Linked DNA regions of Homo sapiens: region 2 is linked to region 1. Evidence: chromatin contacts called from ENCODE Hi-C or POLR2A ChIA-PET data. All regions are on one chromosome and are shown on one strand. The core of a region is the stretch at or near the end of the contact, and the rest is flanking DNA. Distances in the headings are between cores, read along the strand shown. Region 1 holds the start of SPRYD4 (SPRY domain containing 4). Region 2 holds the start of PRIM1 (DNA primase subunit 1).

Region 1 (2,700 bases), core at 68-2,567:
AGGAGGATGGAGGTGGGATGTATGTTGCTATTGCACTGGCCAGCAGAACCTTGAGAAGTGGACTGATTAAAAAAATGTAGGCCTGGCATAGTGGCTAACACCTGTAATCACAGCACTTTGGGAGGCAAAGGTGGGAGGATGGCTTGAGCCCGAGAATTCGAGAACAACTTGGTCAACAAAGCGAAACCCCCGTTTCTACAAAAAAGTTAACGGGGCATGGTGCGTGCACATGTGGTCCCAGCTACATGGGAGGCTGAAGCAGGAAGATCGCTTGTGCCTCGGAGATGAAGGTTGCAGTGAGCTGTGTTTGCGCCACTGTGCTGCATGCAGCCTGGGTGACAGAATGAGACCCTGTCTCAAAAAATAAAATAAAATGGAATGCAGATCGAAATGTTCAATATAGGCTGTCCATAATCTCCTACCTCATACCCTGAACCAAAATATTGCTACTCTTGGTTAAGTTCAGAAAACTGAATGCTGAGTTAAACCATCCGTTCCTAGCCTTGAACATACAAAACCAACATTAACAGTATTTATGTATTTACTATTAATTATAAACAACTGTGAATTACCCAATGGTTGCTATTTGCCAATATATATCTAGATTAATTATTATTATTTTTTGAGATGGAGTCTTGCTCTGTCACCAGGCTGGAGTGCAGTGGCAGAATCTCGGCTCACTGCAACCTCCCACTCCCTGGTTCAAGCGATTCTCCTGCCTCAGCCTCCCGGGTAGCTGGGATTACAGGCGCGCGCCACCACGCCCGGCTAATTTTTGTACTTTTGGTAGAGGCGGGGTTTCACCATATTGGCCAGGATGGTCTTGATCTCCTGACCTCGTGATCCGCCTGCCTCGGCCTCCCAAAGTGCTGAGATTGCAGGCGTGAGCCACCGCGCCCGGCCTAGATTATTCTCACTTAATTATTACTAAGGTCTGTATATAATTTCTATTTTATAAATTAGAACACTAAGGCTCAGAAAAGTGGAGTGAGTTGCCCAAACTCACACAGTGAAGCCGGGATCAAAGCTAATTACAGTACTGTCTAATTTTAAAATCTATACTTCTAAGCATCTGGCTACACTATATCTCTAAAAGTTTTACGTAGTTCAAATGTGAGCAGCGTTCGTCTACGCAGAAAAACTGAATAAGCAGCATTAACCGCGGGCAGAAACAGAACAGAAACCACTACCTTGGCGGCCGCCCGCCCCCGGGCGTCGCCTACGTCATAACACTGCGCGGCCGCCCCTCGCGCACCACGTGCTAGGGGAGCGGGCGGGCAGATGGCTGTGTCTGTAAGCGGGAGGCGTGCCCGGTTCATCCAAGGCGCAAGATGGCGCTGCTTTTTGCACGTTCTTTGCGCTTGTGCCGCTGGGGAGCCAAACGATTGGGAGTTGCCTCCACAGAGGCCCAGAGAGGTAGGATTATCTCTTTTTACTCTTTTACCTCCAGAATGGCTGCCGTCTATTATTCCCAGACCCCACTCCGAGAAGCAACTCCAACCCTCTCGGGTCTTTTCCTTCCCCACCTGCCTTGGTCTTAAGATTCCAAACCTGTGATACCATTTGGTTTCTTTAAATTCCGGGACTTACTCAATCCGAGTTTTTCAGCTCCGTGAGCTATCCGTAGTAAAGCGACCTCGCGACTCTCTTGCCCGCTTGGCATTCTGACTCTTCCCTAGTTGCTCGTGTATCATGGCTGCCTGCCTCATATCTGAATATATCACCAGCCCTAGGGTTCTAGCCCCTGTTATTATCCCGTCTTTTTGCTCTGCCCGCAGGCGTCAGTTTCAAACTGGAAGAAAAAACCGCCCACAGCAGCCTGGCACTCTTCAGAGATGATACGGGTGTCAAATATGGCTTGGTGGGATTGGAGCCCACCAAGGTGGCCTTGAATGTGGAGCGCTTCCGGGAGTGGGCAGTGGTGCTGGCAGACACAGCGGTCACCAGTGGCAGACACTACTGGGAAGTGACAGTGAAGCGCTCCCAGCAGTTCCGGATAGGAGTGGCAGATGTGGACATGTCCCGGGATAGCTGCATTGGTGTTGATGATCGTTCCTGGGTGTTCACCTATGCCCAGCGCAAGTGGTACACCATGTTGGCCAACGAGAAAGCCCCAGTTGAGGGTATTGGGCAGCCAGAGAAGGTGGGGCTGTTGCTGGAGTATGAGGCCCAGAAGCTGAGCCTGGTGGATGTGAGCCAGGTCTCTGTGGTTCACACGCTACAGACAGATTTCCGGGGTCCAGTGGTGCCTGCCTTTGCTCTCTGGGATGGGGAGCTGCTGACCCATTCAGGGCTTGAGGTGCCCGAGGGCCTCTAGTATGTCCATTACTGGAGTCCCTAATCACGCCTTTGGCCAGCCTCCTTTTGAAAGTGTCCGAAGCCTTTTTACTTTGCCTCAAGCAACCTCTAGCTCCCACAATTCAGTGTTGGGTCCTCTGTGCAATATCATGATCATCTTCCTCATCCCCTACCTTGTGAAAGCTAGGCATACAGCCAAACCCTCCTTTTCCCCACCCACCAACTACTGCCAATTTCCTAGGCTACCATGGGTGTATCTTCCTTGACCTGCTTCCTTCAGTCCCTCTGCCTCCCTTTGCCCAGGCCTTTCTCAGACTGTATTCCATCCTGGGGTCTTATCATTCAGCTTTGTTTGAATTTATTAATCACCATGATACCTCTCCCTCCCTTTGTCCACATGTA
Region 2 (2,700 bases), core at 70-2,569, 280 kb after region 1:
AAACAACAAAATATATTAAAAAAAGATTTCTTACTCTGTGAGAATATACTGCGCCTATATCAATCTTGTATGGATTCATTTTCTGCATCTCCTTTTCCAGATCACTCTGGTTGTTGAAGGATTGGTAGCGAATGTAAATATCATCTTTCAATGTGAATGAAAATTCACGGTGTTGAAAGTAATTCTTTATCACTGCAAAATAAATGTACATTTTAAAGTTAATTTGCTACTTTATTTGGCTCAGGGCATTATAATTTTAGCCAATGAGAAGTTTTTTTTTTCGGTGAGGGAATCTTGCTTGCTTCCTGCTCTGTCGCCCAGACTGGAGTGCAGTGGCTCGATAAAGGCTCACTGCAACCTCCGCCTCCCGGGTTCAAGGGATCCTACCACCTCAGCCTCCCGAGGCTGTAGCTGGGACTACAGGCATGCGACCCACCATGCCCAGATAATTTTTGTATTTTTTGTAGAAACGGGGTTTCACCATGTTGGCCAGGCTGGTCTCGAATTCCTGACCTCAGGTAATCCGTCCTCCTCGGCTTTCCAAAGTGCTGGGATTATAGGCGTAAGCCACGGCACTCGGCCCGAGAAGATGTTTTTAATGAGCCCCCTATGCTCAACACCGTGGTAGATGTAAAAGAAAAACAAAACAAAATCCACATGACCTAGTCCCTAATTTGAAAGCAGTTACCATTCCGTATTTGCTAGGGAACGGTACAAAAGATGAAACAGATGCATAAATATTTTAAATATGTAATGCCACCCCTCTCTCCTCGATTCGCACTAATAAATTCAGCTGCAAGGAAGAAAGTATTTCTCTTCCTCTGAGAGAGGCTCTTCCGCTCCTGATGCAAACCATGCCTCAGCAGCTTCACGCTACGCCCCAGTAACCCCCTGGGCACCGCTGCAGGTAAACGGGGCACCTAATGTGAGCCTGACCACGCAGAGGTAGGAGCGGCGGCTCTGTTTTTTTTTTTTTTTTTTTTTTTTTTACAGCGTGGCCGCAGGCTGGCTTATTATATCCTCTCTCGGCCCATTTACACCTATGAAGTGGTGGGGCGGGCTCGAGAGAGCAAATGAAGGCGCGCGGCACAAAGCCTGGTGCACAGAAGGCGCTTCATATTGTCATTCTAAGGACACCCCGCCTCCAACCTCCTCACACTCCGCTCCCGAACCCATTCCTCGCCTCCATCACCTCCACCGTAGTTGAGCCAGCGATAGTACTGAGAGTAGGGAAAGAGCCTCCGGTAATAAAGTTTAAGCAGCTCGGGCAGCTCGGTGGGGTCAAACGTCTCCATTGAGCGCGGAACTCGCCACGGTAAGGATTACCACAGGAATTGGCGGGAACAGCACGGCCGGCGGCCCCGCGACTGCGCAGGCGCTTATGGCCGAGGTCGGCTGTCTGACCCGGCGGCCCGCAGTCCGCCGGGGCCGCCGGGAATTGTAGTTCCCACTTGGTGCGCGCGGGGGCTGCGGGAGACGCAGCAGTTTGCGATCTGCCCACGCGTTCGGGCACTAGGGCCACCGCTCTTGTGGGCAGAAGGCCGCGTCCATTCCAGGAAGAGGATCTTCTCCGGAAATGTGAGACCTATAGCATATTGATTTAGGTTATTAAGATGAAGTAAAAAGGATGCTCCACGTGAACTTTTTGGATGTTTTAGAAATAACACCAGTATCTTTTTTTTTTTTTTTTTGAGACAGAGTCTCGCTCTGTTGCCCAGGCTGGAGTGCAGTGGCGCGATCTCGGCTCACTGCAAGCTCCGCCTCCCGGGTTCACGCCATTCTCCTGCCTCAGCCTCCCTAGTAGCTGGGACTACAGGCGCCAGCCACCACGCCCGGCTAATTTTTTTTTATTTTTTTATTTTTTTATTTTTAGTAGAGACGGGGTTTCATCGTGTTAGCCAGGATGGTCTCGATCTCCCGACCTCGTGATCCGCCCGCCTCAGCCTCCCAAAGTGCTGGGATTACAGGTGTGAGCCACCACGCCTGGCCGACACCAGTATCTTTTAAAAACGTTTGTAGGCAGGTGCGGTGGCTCATGCTTGTAACGTCAGCACTTTGGGAGGCCAAGGCAGGAGGATCGCTTGAGGCCAGGAGTTCGAGACCGGTTGGGGCAACATTGTGAGATCTCTGTCTACACACACGCACCCACACACAACTAGCCAGATGTAGTTGCGTGCGCCTGTAGTCCCAGCTACCCTAGAGGCTGAAGGGTTGGGGGCGGGGAGTGGGGGGAGGGGGCAATCAATCTCTCGAGCTTGGGAGGTCCAGGCTGTTGTGAGCCATGATAGTGCCACTGCACTCCAGTCTGGGCAACAGAGAAAGACCGTGTCTAAAAAAAAAAAAGTTTTGGAAATTAGTTCTTCATGGAATTTCATGAATTACTAGATCCAATATGTGGAAATAAATAACCAAATGAGAAAAGCATAGGCTATTTATTCAGAGCTTACTATAGCAAGGGAGTCAGCCATCATCACTTGCATTTGACAGGACTCAAAGGCAGGCAGAGGAGTAGGAAAGCTTTATAAAAAAGGGAAGCCGTCAAGGTATTCTTTGATTGGAGGCTGTTGGCATGGAGAAGCTGTACCTGGGCTAACTAGTAGTAGGATGCGGTATGTGATTGGTTTAGGGGTGGGTGTTTGGCTTTCTTTGGTTGGACCTATGTTGGAAGCTGTTAAGGAAGCTGTAGGATACTAGTTAAGG

Evidence for each region. A loop is a pair of places that touch in the nucleus more often than their neighbours do. ChIA-PET counts read pairs that join two places held with the same protein, here RNA polymerase II (POLR2A). Pooled maps may share reads with other maps.
Region 2: a pooled map shows a loop between it and region 1 (6-fold over the local background). The contact joins the promoter of PRIM1 here to the promoter of SPRYD4 in region 1. A Hi-C loop is called at or near these places in 6 of 50 pooled maps. POLR2A ChIA-PET finds 5 or more read pairs at or near these places in 3 of 52 experiments (H1, OCI-LY7 and WTC11).

Annotation. Positions count from the first base shown.
Region 1 is chr12:56,467,261-56,469,960 of GRCh38, forward strand. It overlaps SPRYD4 (SPRY domain containing 4), which reads left to right and starts at 1,318. Exons shown (of 2, transcript NM_207344.4): 1 at 1,318-1,416; 2 at 1,779-2,700. The coding sequence starts at 1,332. The coding sequence ends at 2,317. RefSeq lists enhancers at 986-1,055, 1,066-1,245, 1,566-1,615, 2,036-2,165.
Region 2 is chr12:56,751,004-56,753,703 of GRCh38, forward strand. It overlaps PRIM1 (DNA primase subunit 1), which reads right to left and starts at 1,320. Exons shown (of 13, transcript NM_000946.3): 1 at 1,193-1,320; 2 at 35-192. The coding sequence starts at 1,295. RefSeq lists a silencer at 962-1,256.